Regions from separate parts of the Homo sapiens genome. Here all the other regions are linked to region 2. Evidence: chromatin loops called from intact Hi-C (ENCODE). Cell type or tissue: CD14-positive monocyte. All regions are shown on one strand. Region 1 overlaps DOCK10 (dedicator of cytokinesis 10). Region 2 overlaps DOCK10 (dedicator of cytokinesis 10). Region 3 overlaps DOCK10 (dedicator of cytokinesis 10).

Region 1 (8,000 bases), 56 kb before region 2:
CTCTTTTGGTCAGGGTCAACTTTATGGGATGGCAGAGGAAGTAGCAGAAGACAGAGTTCTTTTAGGATCACTGGGAAATTCTTGCTACCCCACCAAAAATATTCCTTTTCTCCTTAATACCATCTAACATGCTCTGAACAAGAAGCAGTCTCTCTCACCTTTTAATTTGATTGGCAAAAATAAAGCCTGTAAATACAACCCTTCCCTCTCCCCCACTCCTGTGAGAGGTGACATGTTGCCTGAGATTCAGAGGAAGGTTCCAATGGTTGATTTCAGAGCAATTGCTCCAGGTACCCTGTCTGCAGAGAACAGAAGATGAGTGTTCCAGGATTCTTAAAATGGTGGCACAGCAGTAAAGAAAGAACGGAGGAAACATCCCAAGTGAATGAAAAAAGAGTGAATCGGGAAAACCAAGGAAGAGGCAACAAAGACAAACTTGAAAGTGGAATGTCAACATTTGGCCCCGTGCTAGTCATTTCCCATCAGTTTCATTTGACCTTGATGCAATGGTATTTGTTTCTGAACCTCCTATTCTGTCCTCTTTGGCCAGCATGGCTTATCCTTCCTTCCAAAAGAATAATTTTGTAGGTATTTGTTCTCAATAACTGTGGATCACAATACAGGCCAGGCGTCGCATTAATGTAAATTTCCGCAAGATACTTATAAACAAGGAGGAGAGAAAGCCTTTCAAACTAGTAACGATGTAAAAACAAAAATGTGATGAAACAAAGTAAGGTTCTCTTGAATTTCAATGTAAAAGGCTAAATGCTTGTGAAAGTTTTTTTCACAAATCTCCCAGTTGAGAAGTGGAACTAATGACTGAGATAGACTATAAATTTCACAAAAAAGCCCATAGATTTAGTGACTTATGACCAACTCAGCTCAGAATGCCGCAGAAGTGTCTGTCACTGGAGGATGTCTAAACAAACTACAGTAGATCCACACACAGGAATGTTACTCAGAAAGGAAAAGAAGCTACTGATACGTGCAACAACGTGGATATCACTCAGAAGCATTGTGCTGAGTAAGAAAAGCTAGAAACAGGAACACACATGGTATGATTCCATGGTTATGAAAATCAGAGCACTGATTGTCTCTTGGGGGAGAGAAAAGGAGAGGTGAGGGTTAACCAGGGAGGGGTGGTAGTTAACTCTTTGGGGGTGATAACATTGTTCTGTTATCTCAACAGAGGTTTGAGTTGCACACGTGTACTGTGGTCAAAAGTTATCAAATGGTTCACTTACAATTTGCATGTTTTCTTGTATGTACATTTTATATCAAAAGAGAAAAAATGAACTGCAGACATCTATAGCTGTATTTAAAGGCGTGCATTCCGAAGAGTCTAGAGAGGCAGTGTGTCAATGTTTTAAATTCCACTTTAAAATGACCAAAAAATAAACCAAATTGATAGATGTCTAGAAGGATGGATGATGGATGGATGGATGGATGGATGGATGGGTGGATGGATGGACAGGTTGTGTAATAAAACAAATACAGCAAAACATGAAAGACACATTCTAGGTGATGGGAATAGTGGGATTCATTGTACACCAATCTTTTAACTTTTTCCTAGGTTTAAAATTTGCAGAAAACTTTTAAAGTGATGTGTGAAAAATTTGAAAGTGTTGAAATTATACATAGAGTGACCAAAAGTGATGTCTTCTGAACTGATTCTTTTTTATAGTAAAGATAATAAAAAATTGTACAACAGATACATATAAACTATTCTCAAAGTAAAGGTTGAGTAAAAATTTCTCAGTGATTTTTCCCTGATATTTTTGAAGAATAGATGATTTAGAAAAGAGAGAAGAGAGCTTCAGACAAATGATTGGAAACGTTTTTAGGAATTTCCCAAATGTCATATTTAACGCTATATTACAACTTATGACATTTCCATACTCTTTCTTTAATAAAATAAAACTTTATTTAAACATCCACTTTAAGTATTAATGATTCAAAAATAACTCAGAAGATATGAGACAGAGAATACCAATGAAGTCAATAGCAAAACTCAGAAGATATGAGACAAAGAATACCAACGAAGTCAATAGCAAAACTCAGTCAACCCCAGTAGTCCCTAGCCACATCCATGCTGATCTTAATCTTCACTTTTAAAAATTATGCAGACCAGAGACTGTCAATTTAAGTCAGATCTGGGGCTAGGGTTGTAGTGAATGTAAGCGTGCCACTTCACTGGTGGTTTTTCTTAATTCTGAGTTTGCTTGATCAAATTCAAAGTGCATTATTGAGAACTGTCTTAATTCTTGGGGGCCATTCTCCTTTGCCATTCAACATTCCAGTTTCCAGATATTACCTGGCTCCCAGAAGAGCTGCAATAATGTCAACCACATATCAGAAAATAAGTTCCTGAACTGAGGAAGCTTGCATTCTAGGGGAGGAGAGAGTCAATCATGAATTAAGCAGAAATAAGATAATTTCTCTGAGTGAAAATGGTTGTTAAGAAAATCAAGGCTGGGTGTAGCAGCTCACGGCTGTAATCCCAGCACTTTGGGAGGCCGAGGCTGGTGGATCGCTTGAGGTCAGGAGTTAAAGACCAGCCTGGCCAACATAGTGAAACCCTGTCTCCACTAAAAACACAAAAAAATTAGCCAGGCATGGTGGCCTACACCTGTAATCCCACCTAATTGGGAGGCTAAGGCAGGAGGATCCTTTGAACCCGAGAGGTGGAGGTTGCGGTGAGCTGAGATTGTGTCACTGCACTCCAGCCTGGGGACGAAGTGAGACCCTGTCTCAAAAAAAAAAAAAAAAAAAAAAAAAGAAAGAAAGAAAAGAAAAGAAAAGAAAAAAATCGAAGAGGAGAAAGAGGAGAAGAGCGATGAGTGATCCTTGTGGAAATGGCAAAGGCCACGTGTAGAAAGACTCTTCAAGGATGGCCTCTCTCGAGAGGTAACATTTAAATTGAGGAGGAGAAGCAGCTGGTTGTGTGATGACCTAGGAGAAAATCCCCTGGCAGAGGGAGCTGCAAGAGTACAGGTTCTGAGGAGGGGCCAAGTGTGGAGCATCCAGGAAGGAAGGCTGTAGGGGCTGGAAACAGTGCAGGAGGGAGGGCTGCGGGAGGGAGGCCTGTCCAATGCCCTTGGGCAGGGAAGGCAGACAGTGCTTGGATCATTGCTGAGGCTTGAGGGCTACTGAAGATTCTTATTTCCCAATCCGGTTTTTAATAAGCCACAAGGCACAGCCTCCTGCCTTTAAAGAGCAATCTTCAAGCTCAGTCACATGTCTGTGGGGCTACTATGCAATGACTTCTCTCTTTTAAAGGTCATGAAAAGATCAGCACCTGTGGCTATTGACTTTAAAATTCTTCCCCCAGGACCATTGCGTGGTCTCTAAGAGCCTCGGGGATACCAAGATAAAGGGCTCATCCCAGACCTTACCCTTTGGTGTTTGCATCCGACATTGGTGATAACTATAGGCAGCCTCATTTCTCTTTTCTCTGACCAAATGACCTGGATTACCCAGTGTGGGATGCCTGAGTGCCCCATCAGTTATCAGCTGTAAGTTTTGGGGTAAATTCCCTCTCAGTTTCCGAGTTTCTGCTATAAAATGAGGATAACAGTTCCTATTCCATAGGGTTATGAGTATTAAATGAGATAATGCATGTATGACACCCAGCACATTCTGGCTCACTGTAGACACTCAAAAAAATGCTCTTTTATTAAAAAAAAAACAAAAACTGTTCTATTTCAGCCCAGCTAAGCTGGTCACACTTTATTTGATCTTTAGTCACAATTTATACTCTTATGAATTTTTCTTCCTTACATCTTCTTTCTATCAAATCGACCATGGTAAAAAATTTTAATATGTCACACATCTCTGTATTTTACCCAGTGGATTAATGAAATCAGTGGCATCATATATTTTTATGCTGCTTTTTTCTTCTGGGATCTCCAAGTTAGTGCTGATTTCTATTCCTAGTGTGTAAAGGCTTACATTTTCCATTCTAGCCTGAAGTCATCTATTTCTTCAGTATCTTCCTATGGACCCTCGCTTAAAAATAAAAAAAGTGAAAATCTTAAGAGTCAATAATACACATTTAAATTTAAAGAATAAATTTCACCTTTTTTTTTGCTTTTCTATAATTGCAAATTTTCATTTTGCAGTCTCAGCAACTCATAAAAAGAAATAAGCAATTTAAATTGGTAGCAGACATAGGAGAATTCTTCTAATCCAGGAGGTATGAAAATGATTTACTTCTATTAGCCTCGGAAGACCCAAGTAAATTGTCTGTTTCCATTACTGACCTAAATACATGTAGTCTTTAGAGGGGAATGCTTAGCTTTGTAAAATCATTTTAAAGAATAATTCTGCTGTTCAGTGCTCATCTTCATTGTTCTGGGGTATATCTGAAAGGGTTATATTTTTGAACTTCTGATTTTCAGTTTGAATACATAAAGTTTCTTACTTTGTGGCAGTCTGATTCTTCCCTTTCTTGGTATTAACTTCCACTTTCTTTAGTTAAAGTAAGGGAAATTCTCAACAATACTTCAGTTAATTTTTTTTATTTCTTCTCATGAGATTAATCTTGCAAACTATGAGAATTGCAATTAAGCAATAATGTCCGGGATTGGTTTTTTCTAGAGATGCTTTCTCCATTGTTTTAACAGAGGAAGAATACTGTGAATGTGAAATCTCTAATTTGCTTTCTTTCTTTACAGCATCATGAATATAAGGAAAGATGAACAGTGTTTGGGGATACAGCCACTGAAGAGTGTAATGGACCTAAAGATGGTGGGAACACATTTAGTTAAAAGGATGGCTAAATACGGCTGTCTCCATCCTCTCAACTTGAGATGCAGTCTCCCAACTTCCGAGTTGTAACCACTTCTCAGAACTATTTTCAGAAAGAGGAAGTCCTGATGTTAAAAGATGCTTTGCTTTTCAGTTGTGCCTACAAAAACTGTGTCATGAACACCCAGACATTCTGAATGTAACAATTACTCATGAAAGCTTAGGGTGTGGTAAACCTTCCCAACATGAAGTTGCAAGAGCTTGTCTATCAGCAGGGATTCAAGTCAAAAAGAATGCTCAAAGATCTGGTAAACGTTACTGTTCAGTGTTTTGAAAAAAGATTTGCAGTTTAGAAGGGACATACTTTTTTTCTCTTCACGGTAATGAAACCCCAAAATAAATGGCCTCCTCCTGTCTTTTTCTTCGATTGCCACCCCTGCAGTCCCATTCTCCATAGAGTAGCCCAAGAGTTCTTTCAAAGAGGTAAACCAGATCATGCCACACCCCTGGTTGAAATTTCCAAAGGCTTTTGTTGCAATGAAAGTAAAATCCAAGCTCCTTTCCAGGGCACACAGGGTCCCTTGCCTAAGGTCCTTGGTTTCATCTTATTACGCCCCTTTCATCCTTAAGCTCTAGCCTTCCTGACTCAAGTGACCATACTGGTTCCCACCACTTCAGGGTCTTTGCCTTGCTGCTTCTCCAGAATCCTTTCCCAAGATGCCTGTGTTGGCAGCTACTGCCGATTCATATCCAAGATCAAATGTCACCTTCTTAAATCTAGTTCATAATCCCTCTTTCAAATTCCGCATTCGGAAATTGAGAGCAATGCTTCCAAGTATACAAGTCTTGAAAAGGTGCTTCTGGGGCCACAGGAAATATAGCAAAGTGGTTCCCAATTCTGTACCATGTGTCTATTAAAAATTAGATCCAATGTGTATCATATCAGTGCTTCACTTGAGGAGAGTGTTAATACAAACTTAACTTTTGATTGTTTCAAGTGTTTTTCTGAATTATTTACATAATCTTAGCTTGATGAACCAGTGAGTTGGGTAGAACCAGTTCAAGGAAGTTCTTTAAATATGAGCAACTCCAAACCCATCCAGGAATATTATATTTTAAAATTTGCCATTTACTCTGTTTGTTCGTCCAATAAGTAATTATAGTACTGCACACCTACTATGTGCCAGGCATTCTTCTTACAGGCCTGCAGGGGATTCTGCAGGGAAAAGTCCCTGCCCTTTGGGGATTTTTACTTTAGAAGGGGAAACAGACACTGAATTAATTTCTATTTTTGTTCAGGTAGTCAGGTGAGCTTTTCTGTGGAGGTGACTTTTGAGCAGAAGCAGAACAAAATTACTTTCTCCAAAGGCTTATGTTCCTGAGAGTCAGGAAAAAATCAGGTGTTTATTTTCCTTTTGGTTGTGTGTGTGTGTGTGTGCGTGTGTGTGTATATATATATATATATATATGTCTTTTGTGGAAGTTGTTTATTTTCATGACTTCTGATATCCCAGCATGAAAATACATGAAACAAGTAACAAATATGAATGCTATACAGAATATTGTCAGAAAAACTATTTGGCCATATGGTACTTTTCTAATCTTCTTGTGCCTGCTATTGAAAAAACAGCTCACAGAATAATAATACAATGATAAATGAACGTCAAAACTACATTAAAAAATTAAATCAGAGTATATTTATATCTGAATCCAAACTCTGTGATGATGCAAACTACACATGTTGAACAAAATGTCCTATCTTGACTCTTACTTATACATTTTGGAAAATGTGCCTTGACAGAAGATTAATGTACGTGTATTCATGAACAATGGCAGGACTAGAACAGAGGATGTCATCTATATTTGGAAAAGACCAATAAGTGCTCATAACAGGTTCTTACCGGGGTAGCTGTCGAATGTCTCCAGAATATTGTTCATATTTGTAGTTTACCACATGCCACTGGGAACTATAAAATTTACAAGCCTGAAAGAAAGAAAAATGACAATTATTAATATAAAAATTATCATTAAAAGGCTGGGCGCGGTGGCGCTTGCCTGTAATCCCAGCACTTTGAGAGTCTGAGGCGGGTAGATCACCTGAGATCAGGAGTTCGAGGCCAACCTGACCAATATGGCAAAACCCCAAAACTCCATCTCTACTAAAAATACAAAAATTAGCCGGGCCTGGTGGCGGGTGCCTGTAATCCCACCTACTCGGGAGGCTGAGACATGAGAATAGGTTGAACCCAGGAGGTGGAGGTTGCAGTGAGCCGAGATCACGCCACTGCACTCCAGCTTGAGTGACAGAGTGAGACTTCGTCTCACAAAAAAAAGAAAAAAGAAATCATTAAAAATAATCAACTGCCTAAGCAAAAAGTACCATGAAGACAGGTCTTGTGCCTCTGGGGTGCTGTGAAAGCTAGCAACTTAAAGGTAGATAAGGAGCTTGCTCTTTCCAATCATTTTCAATTTCCCATGGAAATCTAACCATTTCCATTCCATTCTTCCATTAAATAGGGGGAACTATTTAACATATTTATTCTATTTTACTTTATCAAAAAACTAGTTTAATTGCCCCTGAATCCTACCAGATATGCTGCTAACCTCAAGAACCATCATTTTTCAGCTTCCTTTGGCAAGCCCTGACATGATCTAAGAGTTCTTAGTAGGAAAAGATGTTATTATTTATATAAGAGCCTTTTGTCATGATTTTAGCCCATTCCTTCTTGTCCTTACTTCAGTAACCAATCTTTTCCATTTTGTATCATTGCTCCTGTTAGCCTGAAACTAGCTTTTCAGTTTTATCTCATGCCTTCTAAGGCACAGTCTTTCTCTGTGATTATTCATAGTTCTATTTTGTTTTATTTTATTTTTAATTTTTGTGGGTACATTGCAGGTGTATATATTTACAGGGTACATGAGATGGTTTGATACAGGCATGTAATGTGTAATAACCACATCATGGAAAATGGGGTGTCCATCCCCTCAAGCATTTATCGTTTGTGTTATGAACCATCCAATTATACTCTTTTAGTTATTTTTAAATGTACAATTAAATTATTATTGACTATAGCCACCCAGTTGTGCTATCAAATAGTAGGCCTTATTCATTCATTCTAGCTATTTTTTGGTACCCATTAGCCATCCCCACCTCCCCTCCACCCCAGCCTCCGGTAACCACCCTTCTACTCCCTTTCTCTGTGGGTTGAATTGTTTTCATTTTTGGATCCCATAAGTAAGTAAGAACATGT
Region 2 (8,000 bases):
TGGAGTCAGTAGGGAAGATATATCTGACCAGTGGGGAGGAAGTGGTTAGGTCCAGGCTCTTATTTCTGACCAATGGGGAGAAAGAGGTCAGGTCCAGGACTCTGCATATTCCAGTTATGAAATACCCAGTGGAAAGATTAGAGCTACATTTAATGTGAACAAGGGTAGGGGCTCAACTGCATGTATTCACCAATGGCAGACACACACTCCTGAGATAGAAACTGAACAAACAACAACACAGTACCAACCCTCTGAGCAGACCTCTAATAAACTCTATTCATATCAAGTTACCGTCAACTAATTGTTAGTATAAAGAGGGCCTCTATTCATTGAGAGGCAACGTACTTATTCATATTTATAAAGAGCCTATATATATGCATGTGTGTGCATATATATATATATAATATTTTTGAAAAGCCATCTCTGTTTCTATATTAAAGATGTTTCTATGAACAAAAAGATCTTTCACCCCTAGAACTGTGGTTTTCATATGGGTGATCAGTGATCACCCTCCCGGAGACGTTTAGCAATGTTTGGAGATGTTCTTGGTCATCACAACTGGGGAGGGATTGCCACTGGCATTAAATGGATAGAAGCCAGGAATTTGCTAACCATCCTACACGGTACAGGATAGCCCCCCACAGAAAAGAATTCTCAGACCCCAAATGACAATAGCGCTGAGGTTGAGAAACCCTGCTCCGAAAAAGGCAAGCAAAGCCAGATCCACCATGTGAAATGAACATTCTTCTAAAATAAGCTACCCAGGAATATTGCCGCAACCATTTAACATACAAAGTGGGCCCTTCACTTTACATGAAAGTCACTGAAGTGCTCTAACAATCAGCTCTGATATTCAACTGTCAGTAGTTTATAGAACTGTAAAGTTCTATACATTCTACAGTTTATAGATCTGTAAAGTTCTGTAATAAGTACAGGTTTTCAAGCTCTCATTTTGTTTGCAAACAATAAGGCAGAAATATTTTTAACAGCAAAACAAAACCAAATCTTTTTAACCTTTAAAACCTTTAAAAGTATCACTTTTTAAAGTCCTCCTTGGCTCTATTAATCAAATGCTTATTTACTTTTTCTTTCATATTTTGGATTGCTCTTTCTAAGAATTTTAAAATAAATAATTAGTGGCATATGATAAAATAGAGCAATGACAATTTTTTAAAAATACAACCATATACATGTCATCAACTGAGTCCTTAGGCAATTAGAGGCTTTTCTTTAATAAAGAGAATAACTTCTTCAGAAATTTTAATTTGTACCATAATACTAAGATCACCTTAAATTCCAAATATTATAGTAATGTTTTAATGATTAAATTCTCTATTAATATATTTTACAAGAGTTACATGCGGTTTGAGAACAGCGTGACTTCAAAAATAATGATGGAAGTAAAAGAGAATATTTAGGACCCAAATGGAATCTTCTGTTCCATATAAGACTTCACCCAGCAGCCTCTGCTAGAATACCACTGTAGAGCTAATCATTTTTGAAAGAAAGGATTGAAGGAAAGATGGAAAGCAAAACATTGACATTTGGATACCTACAGAACTAAATCTGTGGATTTCTTCTTGGTTTACTCTCCTCACAGTTCGTCTCTTCTTCCAAAATTCACTGGGCTCCCGTTTAAAAACCTTCCCTCGAAAACTCATCGTATTGCTATAATTTGAGTCACAAAATATTTCAAAATATCAATGTCGTTAAACTCTTCTCTTCTGAAGCGTCACCAGGCTGAACAAATCTTTCTTCTTGGTAAAAAGGGAAATGCTCATGCTACATGAATGTAACTCAACAGAAAGGAAAGGAAAGCTGTCAAGTTACCACTTCCTGTGAGTAACTAACTACCAGCTGTTCAGATACTGCTTTTGTGCATATATCCTCCCTCTTCACCTGCAATAAAGCAACACAAAATGACTTTGGACGTTTAAGAGAATTGTTCACAGCTAAATAAACCATATGATGTAAAACCACCCGTGCAACCAAATCAAGATTGAATTGAACAGTTAATTGACAACAGGGCTCCACGGCTGTCAAAACAGCCACCCAAACTTTATAATTCTGGTTAGACTCCAAAAGTCAACTGTAATAATATGGCTGAGGTCTGAGAATTGTGTTTAAAGCAATTGCTCTTGTTAAGTGTAGACTAAATAAGTGATCTTCCGAGGGGAGTTCCCAAAGTGATTGTTTAGAGAACAAGAAGAAGATATTAGAATTTTTTGTATATTGGCTATCTAAATAAAGAAATTATGCTTGACTATTATTTAATAGAATGCACACAGACATGGACTCCTTGAATCTGTATGTCAAATAGTTACAAAGAGCTACAGAGTTAGTTCCCTCATCTTTAGATCTTCAAGCCCTTTCTCTGGGGCTATTTAATTTAAAAGTGCAGTTCTCCCCTCAAACCCACCCAGATGCTCTTTCCTGTTTTGATTTTCTCCATCACAGTCACTGACACGTAACACAACTGTACGGTTTATTTATTTGTTTTACTCAGGGTCTCTTCCTCTACCAGGCTGTATGTTCCATGAGCATGCAATTTCATTTCATTCACTGGGTCCTCAGTGATTAGAACACGCGGCACTCAAAAGGCTTTCAGTATATATTAGTTAAATATATGTTTAATAAAGAATAAATTAGGGATTTACATTTATTATGCTTAACAATGAACCTTGTCTCATATATATATTGTGCTTTGAAATATTAGCTATTGATAAAAGCCATATAATTGATAAACAGATATACAATATAGGAGTATGTTCAGTTTTTTTCTACTAGGTGAAGCAGAAATATTTGGAGGCCACAGGACTAGGCTGTTCTCTTTTCCCCAGTAATAATTAGATTTAGTTGATAGGCACACATGTACCCCAGGCCTGAGCCATTCACCTGTCTCTACTTTGTCATGCAGTGATTTGTGCCAGACAGGGAAAAAGGGATTCTGATTATTCCTGTCTTAGCATGCAGACTGAGAAGACCTTCTTTTGAAACCAATCAGAAAAATAGCATGATGCTATAAAATGACAGCTGGGGAGATAAATTATATCATTACTTTGTAATTGGCTTAGTTAGGCAAACTAAGGATTCCACTGAGCAGAAGTCCATTGATCCCTGGTCATTTGATATTTAGAAATTCCACCATATGTCTTTAGTGCTAAACAGATTTCACCCTCAAAGTAACGCTTTGACATCTGACAGATGAACAGGTATGTTATAGTACATGCAGAATCTTCAGATTTATTATTTTTTCCTTATATGGTGTGATGAGAGTCTGACTCTGGATCACCTGATTTCCTGGGGTTAGATTATGTGTATATGTTGATGGCTAAAAATAGTATTTTATAATCCTTTTTAGATCATGAGCTCATTTTAAAATCTGATAAAAGCTATGAACCCACTCATCAGAAAAATATAAGCACTCAGAAAATGTGCATGCATGGTCAAGAGTCACAAACTTCTGAAAACCATCTGTGGATCCATCCAACAATGGTGCCTTAAATTTCTGAATCACAGTTTTAGAAGATCAGCATACTGTCTTATAACAAAGCATTGAATAATCTTGAGAAACTGTTAAGCGACTTTCTGTCTGTCTAATATTTGCATCTATTTTGTCCTCTATTCCTCTTTAGGCACCACAGTTCTTTATCCTAGAGTTCCTCCCACTTTTCAACTTCTGCAATATGAGAATGACTCATTTCTCCATTTCCTCAGCTGCTAATCATAGCTTCCTGAAATATTGGCAAAAAGAGGCATCACCCGGCAGCATATGGGGATGTCAGATAGACAGAGTCTGTGTTGATGCAAAGGAGGGGAAAATCCAGAAGCATGGCATGGAGTGTTCCATGGGATGGCACCGCTGGGCCCTCTACAGGCTTTCTTCTCCTCGTTTCTAGACCAAGCCTGTTTCTCAACCATTCTATGAGACACTCCACACCATTCCAACACATTTCTTTTCTGCTTTAGTTTTAGAAACATATTGTTAATCAAAAGTCCTAGCTAGGACAATGGGCAAGAACCAGTAATAAGGAGCAATCAGAGATTTGTTGGCTTAGTTACAAGGAGATGCCTCCAAGTTCATTAGAAAAGAAATCCAAGACCAATAAATCATCAGAATTTATTAAGTACTGTATTCAAGACATCACTGAACTTTGTGAGAAAAATAAAACACCTTTCCTAGTTTTAAGAAGCTTGTATCCTACAGAGGAGTTCATTAGAGTTTGAAGGAGTCTGGGGAAGCTTTATAGAAAAGATATCTCTAAGGTAGGCTTTGAATAATAGGTGGGAATCAAAGAGATGAATGCAGAGGAAAGCATCCTGCTGGAAAGGAAATGTAGCAGAGGGGAGGCATCAAGGTAGAATGGTTAAAATTACAGAATCATCTGGGATTCAAATCCTGGATCCATCACTTCTTAACTGTGTGTCCTTTGGCCAATCACTCACCCTTTCCAGGCCTCAGTTTTCTCATCTGTAAAATAGGGATAGCATAGTCACTACCTTATAGGTTTGTGGTGAGGATAAATAAAATGACATCTTAAAAATATCAACACATTGCCTTGCCTGGTACATAGTATGCATAACTATTAGTTACAACAAAGGCAAAAAGGCAGGCCAAAGCAGAATATTTAAGAAAAAATTAGAAATCTGCCTGTCTACTGCCCAGGGTTAAATAGGAGAGGAGAGATAGAATCAATTGAAGGTAGAAGTCAGGAGCTAGTTCATGGAAGGCTTTGAATGCCAAGATAAGGAAAAGTTTCCACTGTATCCTGAAATCATGAGGAACCACTAAAGGATTTTTGAATTATAATTACAATAGTGCTTTAGAAAGATTCATTCGGTAGCTACATGCAGGCTGGATTGCAGATAATTTGACCCAGAGATGGTTTGCATTAATCTAGATATTAACATAGGGTGGTGGAATACAGAAAATTAGGCAACAGAAACATAACCATACATTTCAGGGAAATTATAAAGATCTAGCAATTAAATAAAAAATGAGAGCTGAAATTTACTGAGCAAGTACTATGTGCTGGATGCTGGTCTAAATTTTTTATGGAACCTATTTAAATCATCCAACAACCCTGTGAGGTAAGTATTGTTATCATTGTTATCACCACTCCAGTTTTACAGAGGAATATTTGGGTTCTGGAGAAATTAAGCAATTGGCCCAAAGTCAGTAGCAGAGCTGGGATGTAAGTCCAGGGGGTCCAGCTACTGAGCCCACCGTCTTAGCCAGAAGGGAAGTTCAAAGATGCCAGGTTTCTGACTGGCCATGAAGGAGATGGGTAATATGAGTGAGGGAAAAAGGGTGGTAAGAAGGGAGGGTTTCCCCCCTTTATTTAATGTGCAATGCTGATTTAGACATGTTGAATGTTGCATCCAGAAGATTGTCAAAAGGGAAAGTCCAGCTGTTATATGTGTGCCTAGAACTTAAGAAAAAGTTAGGACTGGAGACGTGGAGCAGAAAGTCATGAAAATAACTAAATTTAAAAGTCTAAAAGTAAACTGAATTTTTGGAGAACAGATTAACAGAATTAAGAACACAGTCTTGAAGTTCCTTTACATATGGTAGATGGAGGGCAATTCAGGAAATACTGAGAAGGCATAGAGATAAAAGGGGAAATTACGGAGCCATTACAGAGCCTCAATGTCCTGGACAGGTGAGGTTAAGGAAGGTGCTGCATGGCATCTGAACAGAGATGGATGTAGGGCCTGGCAATGTCTAAAAAGATTCAGTGTGAGAGATAGACAGGCTGAAAACTAAGGACCTTGCAGTTTTGGATCTAGACATACTTGTGCTTAAATCTTCAGCTGTCTATTAGATAACGTCCAGCAAGGTATTTGACTTATCTCTGCCTAACTTTTATATGTAAGAATAGAGCAATTAGTTTATAGCTTATAGGGTTGCTGTGAAACAATATATGTGAGTCCCTGGAGTTGTGAACAAAATATATATATGTGTATGTATAATGGCTAAGATTCCTATCTGTGTATATACATAAACTATTATTATTGAACATAATGGGTATTTGTCATTTCTTATGTAAGTATGTATTTATGTATATACATATATATGCATGCATATATGTACATACAAAACGCACAGTCTCACATATTCTTATATAAGAATTCAAAGTCTGGTCCCATGGTGTCCAGTCAGAAAGTAAGTTTGCCATTTTCAGTAGAGAAGAGGCTAGATGTTTGGAAATTAAGTAAGATGGGACACTTAACCATGATTTAGAGACATGGGAATTTGAATGCTAAAATGTCAGAAACCTAAGAAAAAGTTCTGGCAATCTGTATTAGTTTTCTATTGCCACTGTAACAAACTGCCACACATTTAGTGGCTTACATCAACCTCCATTTATGATCTGTTTTCATGGGTCAGAAATCTGCATTCAGTGCGGCTCAGCTGACTCTCTGCTTGGAGAACCACAAGACTTAAACCTAAGTGTCAACAGGGTGGTATCTCTTTCTGGAGGCTCCAGGGGAGAAGCTGTCTTCAGGCACATGCAAGGTTGTTGGCAAAATTTATTCCTTACAGTTGTAGGACTGAGGTGGCCATTTCTTTGCTGTCTGTCAGCCAGGGGTTATTCTTAGCTTTCAGAGGCCACCCACATCCCCTGACTCAAGGACCCTTTCTAAACCAGAAATAGCCAGCTGAATCACTCACACTTTGAATCTAACTTCTCCTTTTGCCTCATCTTCCTAACATATCTCTTCTTCTGTATCTCTCTGCTGTAGCCAGGGAAAAAAGCCTTGGCTTTCAGGGCCTCATGTGATCAGGCCAGGACAATCTGGAATCATTTCTCTACTTTAAGGCCACCTGATGATCAACCTTAATTTATGACTGCAAAGTCCCTTCACAGCTGTACGAAAATTCATGTTTGAATAATCAGGCAGTCTGGAGGGGACGTCTTTAAAATACAGTCTACTACGTCTTATTCTCGAATTTTGTATGCGTGTGTTTTAATTTTAACATCAAGGATGTACTGAGAAGAAGGTGTAGATGAGAAAGACACTTGGCCTTTGGTTGTGGTTTCCACTGACCACTGAGATCCAGGTTGCAATGGGACTAAGAAATGAGTGGGAGGAAATGGAAAATTGGCTTCTAGATCATTTACTGGAAAATACTGGCAGTGAAATACAGGTGAGAAGTCGAAATAAAGGTGAGAAGTCGAATGGCACAGGAGAGCTCAACAAAGTTGGAAGAAAGGAAGAAAAATAATGGTGGAGGAAAGGCAGCAAACAAAGTCAATATACTATGTGAAAGTCCTTTTTAAATGCTCAATTATGTTATTTTTTTTTTTTTTTTTTGAGACGGAGTCTTGCTCTGTCGCCCAGGCTGGAGTGCAGTGGCGGGATCTCGGCTCACTGCAAGCTCCGCCTCCCGGGTTCACGCCATTCTCCTGCCTCAGCCTCCCAAGTAGCTGGGACTACAGGCGCCCGCCACTACGCCCGGCTAATTTTTTGTATTTTTAGTAGAGACGGGGTTTCACCGTTTTAGCCGGGATGGTCTCGATCTCCTGACCTCGTGATCTGCCCGCCTCGGCCTCCCAAAGTGCTGGGATTACAGGCGTGAGCCACCGCGCCCGGCCTATGTTATGTTTTAACATGCTCAATTCTAACTATTTTCAGTTAGATAGGCTATCCAATCCGGAAATGGCATCATCACTGAATCTAAGCAACCGGGGGGCAGAAACCTGGCTTTCATTGACAATGCATTTGAATCCATTCCATTAAAATGGCCCCAAAAGTACCATTAGGAATTTAGAGTAACAGAAACATAGTGCTTAAGATTTAGACACATGTACATGATGACAGGATTCACAAGTCCTAAATTGAGCAATTGGTAAGGCACCTCCTATTCATTTCTTCCCACTTCAGTTATTACTTCCTTATTACATTTTATCTTTATTCCAAGTTTTTTAACCTGTTGAGCTTTTTGGCATTTGCCATTGATTACTTCTTCATTATCGCAGAATGCTTGGATAATT
Region 3 (8,000 bases), 66 kb before region 2:
AGGCAAATTCCTAGACGCCCCACTCTCCCCAGGAGGACTGGGGTAGATGTCCTCCACGTGTCCTCACACACAGCTCTGGGATGTTCTGACGAAGAAGGGCTACAAAATCACCTGCGACCTTCACTGATGGACAGTCTAAGGGCAAAGACAAGATGGCTGCAGAGCAGGTATAAAAGGAAAGACAGGTGTTCTATCACAGCACAATTTCCTTCAAAAAAACAACAGGAATAGAAATAGACACTCAGGGCTGGGCGTAGTGTCTCACTCCTGTAATCCCAGCGCTTTAGGAGGCCAAGGCGGGCAGCTCACTTGAGGCCAGGAGTTTAAGACCAGCCTGGACAACATGGTGAAACCCTGTCTCTACTAAAAATACAAAAATTAGCTGGGCATGGTGGTGCATGCCTGTATTCCCAGCTATTTGGGAGGCTGAGGCAGGAAAGTTACTTGAACCCAGGAGGTAGAGGTTGCAGTGAGCCGAAATTGCACCACTGCACTCCCAGCCTGGGTGACAGAGCGAGTCTCTGTCTCAAAATAAAAAAAAAAATTAAAAAAGAAAGAAATAGACACTCATAAAAGAACTGTAAATGTCCAGAGTTTGGTGCACAACTTTTGCAAGGACATTTTTAAGTATTTGATTATAGAAAAATGCAAGCAAATCTCAGTGTTATCTTGAAAACAAACAAATGAAAGAATTTGAGTGATGAATTTGATGCTGCAAATAATGTTAAAAGGGAGATAAAAAGCAACCTAAAATGCTTATATTGGGTCCAAATTAAAGGTGGATTGAGTTGCAACCTGCTTTCGAATGAAGATGCCGAACACTAACAAAATTTTGAAATGAAACATTACAAAATATAAACGAGTTGATTTGATTGTCTAAACTGCATTCAGTACTTCAAATGAATTAAATATGATTGCCGGCTTCAACAATATAATCACAAATATTCTTAAAAATTTGAGCAAAGTATTACAATCTTGTTTCTCAAAAAGGGACATTTATAATTAAAATAAATATTCGATTTGAAATGTCTCAAGAACTAAATTACCTTCTTCTATTTCAAGAGAAATAGAACCATTTGCAGCCCAGAGAAGCTTATGTTGGGAAAGATTAAGATGTCTGAGTGGTTTTCGATCTTGCTGTCTGTAATCTCAAAGATAATGTCATATAGAATAGCAAAAAGGGCAAAAATTGAAAATCAATGGGATATTTCAATAGGAAGTTTTAATAATTTTGAAGTATGATTGTTAAGTCATTAAAATGGTAATCAAGAAGTAATCATATTCTTGTTTTTGCTCCCCCAAATTTTCCTCTATTTCTCATATATCAGTGTCCTTTGCAGCCAGTGCAACTACTTTGTTCAGTCAACCTTACCATAGTATATTTACATGACTTCATAAATAGTAGGAACCTGTGAATATGTCTTATTGTCATGATATGTTTAGTGAGTTGTGGCAAACTGTTCTGCTTCCACAATGTTCATCTGAAAAAGTTCCAAACTGTAGATACTCCAAGAAAATCACTCAAGCCAATGGTGGACTGAATATCAAAGAGGGAAGCTACCCAAATCAAATATTTAATTATACCTATTATGTGGCTAGTATCTTGTATAGAATTTTGCAGGAACAAAAGAAGAGTCTTAAGGGAATCATACAACATCAAATCCAGGTTTCTGGTATCGATGGCTCCCTTCCATGAAATCCTCTCCACTCTCTGTAGGTTTATTTGTTCATTCATTCAGTGAAAATTAAATGGGTACCTCCTATGTTTCAGTCACACAGAACTGAAAAAATTCAAGTAAAGTGCTTTCCCTCATTGAACTTACCTTCTAGTGTAATGAAATGTCAGTAAGCAAATAAGCAGAAAGACAACATATGTAACATATATATACACATATATGTATATAATAGGTGTGTAATATGATATGGCATCATGCAGTGATAAATGTAATTTCATTCTTGCATATGTTATCAGGACTTATTGCTTGAAGTGTGTTACTTGTTTTCTTTGCATGTACCATATTTGTTTTGTTTTTTTTTCTGTGCATCCTTCCCACATCCTGGAAGCTTTTTGAAGACATGAGCCACACCTATTTTCAGAGTTTGCTCTTTTCACAATGGTTTGCACATTGCAAGTTTTCCAATATATACTAGTATTTGCTGAAATGAATCCCATATCTAAAATTCACTGCTTAAAGCTCCACATGAACATATCTTTGTAGTGTTTTTTCTGCCCACATAGCTTATGTAGGTAGAATAAATGTATGTATGTGGGTATGCCTACTTTACATATGATAATACATCATTTCTTTGGGCATCTGTCTGTAATTTTGGACATTCCTCTGCCTCAAGTTAAACTTTGCAATTCATTAGCTCTGTGACCTGTGAAAGACACTCTACCTCTCTGAATTTTATTTTAATAAATGGAACAATCATAGTTCATGTTCCATCAAGTGCTGTCAAATAATATATTAGATGAAGAAAACCACAAGTATAATTTTGGTTCTTATTGTTCTCGGAAGTGAGATTTTCAGAACTTGAGTTGCTAATGCGAGGCTTACGGGTCATATTTGGCTTCTAGATTTGTTTTCCTTGTAATGTTCTTTCCCCTGCTCCCAATATGACTTGCTTTCTGTAGGCAGGCATTCTCCACGTCTACATAGTCCAAGCTGCATCTGTTTCTCACACCTGGCCTCTCTTCATGCATGCAGGGGGCTGCTTGACCTACAGGAGGTATCTGCATTTCTAGCCTTTGGTTAGTCACATGAAGCCACTGTCTTGGAACCCATATCCACATGGTGGCAGACTCAAGGAAATGAGCCTTGTCCACCACACTGTCCACACCCATGTAAGCCTGTCTAAAGTGACATCAGCTTATTATCATTGCTGAGATAGGGACCTAAAACAGATGAGATTCTTGGGCTGTTCATTCTCTTCTACAGTGGCAGAACCTGGAATGAATGGATGGATAGATGAATGAATGTGAGAATGAATGAATGAATACATGAACTGAAGGAACAAGATAGGATAACACAGGCCTAAATATCTCTTAGTCCCAGAAGAAAAAACTTGAAGCAGCAAAAACCAAGTTCTTTTCCAGATTGGGAGCATAGGCCCATAAAAAATATCTAATACTCTTTGATGATATTATGAAAAAATAGAAAACCATGATTAGGCTTTGTTTTGTTTTGTGTTTTTTTTGGCCAAGATTCAGGAAATTGTCAGTCATAAACATTACCTAAAGTCTCTGAGAAAGCTGGGAAGGAGTTTCTCTCTACTTGAGCCACCCTTGTAATATACGTCTAAGAATTCCAAAGTATTCTAAGGAAAACGATGATATGGATTAAGTCTGAATGAATCAAACTGAAATGGCATATTCACTAAAGATTATAATGAACTTGAACTCCCTAAGAATGCTGGATGCTAAGTAGTACTTTCTGAGGCAGAGACGTTGTTCCTCTTTTTTGTTTGATTCAACGGAACCTGGCAATGATTCTTCATAAAACTGGTCTGATTCATCCTAGTTATTCATTTGCTCTGTGCTTTTGTGTGTACATGATTCATCTTCAGGCACATTTCATGCCTGAGAGCTTACTAGAACTATGGTTAAACTGGCACTATTTCACTCAAATTCTCTCCAGATGTAAAAACTTACACATCTGGAAGAACTATAAGCAAATATGTAAGAACTGGGACCCACACACAAAGTGACAAGTGACCCAGGTTTTGTCTCCCCAGAGTGATCCCAAGAAACTGGTCCCTGCCTCTACAAAGGATGTAGAGAATACTGGATAAAGCTTCTTGATGAAGAGGAATATAAATGCAGGGATAGAGGTGAACTCTTTAAAAGATACATATGCCAAATCTACCTTGGGGAATATTATAGACAGGCCCAGCTTTTTCTGTACAGACTTACAGCCTGAGCTGAAAGAGTTCATCATTGTTTCATGTTCCCAGAGCATTCCATGGTCTCTGCCATTCATACCTCCATCATCGCTCTCGAGATATCGTGTGATAGTGAGCAAGTAGCGATGCCCCTCTCTGATTCTGACTTCAATAAAGAATTGACTTCCCCACACCTGGGTGTAGTTTCTAGCATGTCATAGGCACTAAGTGGGTTTGTTGAATGAATCAGTAGGTTAATGAATAAATAAAGACATAGATAAATTAACACACTTAGGAAAAAATATCCGGAACGTAAATCAAGGTTTTCTAGGAAGACTTTCCCATAATGGAATGTCTATATCCTAGGTTGTGACCTTTGAAATTAATGGAAGAATTAGGGGAGAAAGGCTAAATACACTATCTCCCAGTTCTTTTCACATATTAGCACATTGTTCTAGTTTTACAGATGAGGAACCTGAGATCAAATTGGTCAAGTAACTTACTCAAAGTCTTTGGGTAGTAAATGGTAAAACTAGGATTTGAATGCGGACTTGCATGAATCCCAAGCTTGTGTTTTCCCTTCAATACTCCTTTTTTTCCATGACAATGTTTAAGCAGAGACTGAAACACAATCTAAGTAAGAGATGATGGAGAAGCAGTTCCTCCATAGGAAGGTCAGATTAGAGCAATAAGTTCTATGATTCTTTGAAGAAGAAAAATATTGCATATTAACCTGGGTTTCTGCAAACTTAATATATAACAAAAGACTACAATGGTACTTCTTAAAAAATGATGACTCATTTGCTAGAGAAAGCTTTCAAGTACAAATGGAAAGGATAATATTTAACATTTTCTGCTCAATGTCTATAAAATGCAGTTATTGATCTTTACTGCTAACGTTTTACTTCATGTTTCTAAGGCCAAAAGGTGTCCTTTGTGACCAACAGTAGAAAATAGCCTCCACCCTCCATTAAGGTCATTATTGCCCTTTCCATATGGAAAGCTGGCATCTGTGTTAAAATGCAATTATCTTTCACTTGCAGCAGAGTGCTCAGAAACAGTTAATTTTTTCCTTTTAAAGTTCAGCTTTATTACTTCCTGGAAGAATTCCAGATTTTAACAGATAAACCATCCAGAAATAGGCCGGGACTAAATGACTGGAGAGAACTCTACTTGCATCCACATATCCAAGGGCCTCCAGGAGTGGTCTGTGATGTAATTTCAGCTCGTAACAAGCTAGGTGAATGCTGAGGTTTGAGGGTAACAGAAAGTACTTCTCTACTGGCCTGTGACCAGAAATAGAGTCCTGGACCTCAGTGAGCCAGTGCCATTGTGAAATTTGAGGGAAGGTTGCTAAAACACTTTTGATTGCTCCCATGATTACATAAAAGGGAATAAGGTCAGTTATTTCATCAGAGTAGGAAGCAGCGATTCGAAAGCCAAATGTCCAAATGGGGTCTATGGAATTATTCTGCTTCCCTTTGCCACAGTGGCCCGTGCTGAATTTCATACTAAGGACAATAATTTGAAGACCAAGAGCTTATAGAGAACATTATTTGTTAAAAGCACTATGTCTGCTTCTGAAATTAGACTCTCTGGAATCAGTGGAATCCTTGTCTTTGAAGACAGCCACCTCTTAGAAGAAAGATGCTGCATATGTACACTGTCAACTTACTCTATCATTATTACTTAATTATAAAATAACATATTTGAAGTGCGTATGTTAATACCATGTCATTTGCATATTATTTTACTGAATTTCATTATCTCAGGGGTTCTCTACATGGCAGCAAACATGGGTGCTAATTATCTGCTTGTCTTTGAATATCTGAGACTTGCCCCTGCCGCAGGGCCTTTGAACTTGCTGCCTTTGCTTATTCTTTTTTTGTTGTTTGTTTGTTTTTTGAGACAGAGTCTCTCTCTGTCACCCAGTCTGGAGTGCAGTGGCACGATCTCGGCTCACTGCAACCTCCGCCTCCTGGGTTCAAGTGATTCTCCTGCCTTAGCCTCCCCAGTAGCTGGGATTACAGGCCTGTGCCACCGCATCTGGCTAATTTTTGTATTTTTAGTAGAGATGGGGTTTCACCATGTTGGCCTAGCTAGTCTCCAACTCCTGACCTCAAGTGATCCACCCGCCTTGGCCTCCCAAAGTGTTGGGATTACAGGTGTGAGCCCCTGCGCCTGGCCCTCTGCTCATTCTTTGGTCTGTAGATCAAATGATCTCTCTTCAAAAATGCTCTTCTCCCTTATTGAGTATTAATATTCCTTTTCAACCTCACCACTCTTCTGTCTCCCTTTTGTTTCTCTGTTTATTTTCTTTATTGAAAAATTTACCAGCTGATTCCATTCTGCTTATTCATGTCTTTGCTTAATTCCTGTTTTTCTTTCTCTCTGGAAAGTAAGATTTGTGAAAGTAGAGATCCAGGCTGCCTTGTTTTTCACAGAATTCTTAGAATCTAGAGCAGCTCTTGGCTCATATCAGATACTCCATGAATATTTGTTAAATATACTTTTCAAATAAAAAAAAATCCCAAGGAGGAAAAGGGATGTCTACTCACCTGCACCACTCCTGTACAGGAATCCAAAAAGATGCATCCTTTGGGTTCTTTGGATATTTTCTCATCTTTGTAAAAGTTCATAATGTAGGAGTTATCTGGTAACTGAGTCAGCTGGAAGTAGCGCTTTTTGAATGACTAAATAAAGGAAAAGATATAAGGAGATATTCAAATTGTAATGTGCTATTACTCATAGAAATTAGAATTATTCTAATTCCTTCAGGAGTGCTATATTTCTAGGACATTTTTCTAGAGAAGAGCATCCTACTTCCTCATAAATAAAATATTATATGAAACATAAACTCAATGCAAATGGCTCTCTTCTGTGCTGTGACCAGAGGAGGGAGTGTTAAGAAGGGTGACAGAGATAAAGATGAGTCTTGATATCTCCTTACCCGAACAGTAACGGTGTTGTTCACGGTGCTGTTAAAATTCCCCTTGTAGAGCCAGCCGGACTTGAAAACACCAGTTCCTCCCGCTCCTCCACCCCCCTTGGAAGACGAGTGGGAAGTGGTATCCTGTAGGAAAGGCATAGTAGCATGACAGCCATCTTTTGTGGATCCTAGATCCTAGACACTGCATTTAAAAAAGAGACTCCTCTTCCTCTCTTTGACTCATCTTAAATAAGCATGTTCAATTTCAAAACAAACGTGACTCATTTTGACTAAAAGCCCTACCACCAACAGCTACTACAGCTTACAACAAACCGGTCAGAACTCGAAACTTTCAGTGCAAGACAGAAACTAATTATCCTCATGTTTTAAACATCTCACTTTCAACTATTTACTTACTTCATCCTTATCAGCATCTTCATGGTCAATCTCAAAGGAATGTGAAGGAAGCTTCTCTGGTTTGTATTCTGCTCTGATATTAAAAAAAAAAAAAGATTCTGATTTGTCATTGGAGACAGCTTTCATTTTAAGTTGCTCCCCAGGTAACAATAACAACTATGGTGCTGGTGTTCTTACAAATTTCTGTAAAATAATGTAATCTTTTGAGTGTCTCATTTCCTTTGAAAGTATTAACTTTCCTCTGCCATGATATCTTATCTCCAGTATATAAATCTCTATTTTAAACCATGGAGTTACTAATTATATATATATATTTGAGACAGTCTCACTCTGTCGCTCAGGCTAAAGTGCAGTGGCATGATCTCGGCTCACTGCAACCTCCACCTCCCGGGTTGAAGCGATTCTCATGCTGCATGCAGCACCCCCAACACCCCCCCAAGTAGTACCTGGGATTACAGGCATGTACCACCATTTTTGTATTTTTTGTGGGGATGGGGTTTTGTGATGTTGGTCAGGCTGGTCTTGAACTCCTGGCCTCAAACTATCCTCCCACCTCAGTCTCCCAAAGTGCTGGAATTATAGGCATGAGCCACTGGCGTTTGGCCTTCTAATTACATAAACTTACACATATCTTTTTGAGTTAGATGTAGGCAAGCAGGACAATTTGAAAGGTTGGGGAGTTTCTATTTTCCTTCCCCCACATTTGTAGGTGGAATCACTACTTAATAAGTAGTGATATTTTCATTGTCATTTCTGTGTCATCTGTATGTGA

The links. Hi-C counts contacts between places; a loop is a spot of excess contacts. Peaks named below come from ENCODE experiments on the same cell type or tissue, not always from the same donor. Only the 100,000 strongest peaks of a DNase experiment are listed, where the experiment ranks them.
Region 1: it touches region 2 in a loop (2.2-fold over the local background); 6 of 110 quality-filtered maps call a loop at or near these places.
Region 3: a loop joins it to region 2, with 5 times the contacts of the local background. A loop is called at or near these places in 6 of 110 quality-filtered maps.

Annotation. Positions count from the first base shown.
Region 1 is chr2:224,889,645-224,897,644 of GRCh38, forward strand. DOCK10 (dedicator of cytokinesis 10) reads right to left here. Exons shown (of 56, transcript NM_014689.3): 4 at 6,651-6,733. Among named protein-coding and RNA genes, the nearest start is that of MIR4439, 120 kb to the right of the region's middle. RefSeq lists an enhancer at 2,966-3,592. In CD14-positive monocyte, no CTCF peak of the experiment used is centred here; DNase peaks (open chromatin) are centred at 967, 3,197 and 4,907; H3K4me3 peaks cover 1,350 bases; H3K27ac peaks cover 4,012 bases.
Region 2 is chr2:224,945,291-224,953,290 of GRCh38, forward strand. The region is part of intron 1 of DOCK10 (dedicator of cytokinesis 10); the gene reads right to left. Among named protein-coding and RNA genes, the nearest start is that of MIR4439, 61 kb to the right of the region's middle. In CD14-positive monocyte, no CTCF peak of the experiment used is centred here; DNase peaks (open chromatin) are centred at 1,781, 3,771, 6,641, 7,851 and 1 weaker place; H3K4me3 peaks cover 5,403 bases; H3K27ac peaks cover 7,770 bases.
Region 3 is chr2:224,879,231-224,887,230 of GRCh38, forward strand. It overlaps DOCK10 (dedicator of cytokinesis 10), which reads right to left. Exons shown (of 56, transcript NM_014689.3): 5 at 7,229-7,301; 6 at 6,833-6,955; 7 at 6,441-6,575. Among named protein-coding and RNA genes, the nearest start is that of MIR4439, 130 kb to the right of the region's middle. RefSeq lists an enhancer at 6,943-6,992. In CD14-positive monocyte, no CTCF peak of the experiment used is centred here; DNase peaks (open chromatin) are centred at 3,511, 5,211 and 7,101; H3K4me3 peaks cover 922 bases; H3K27ac peaks cover 5,486 bases.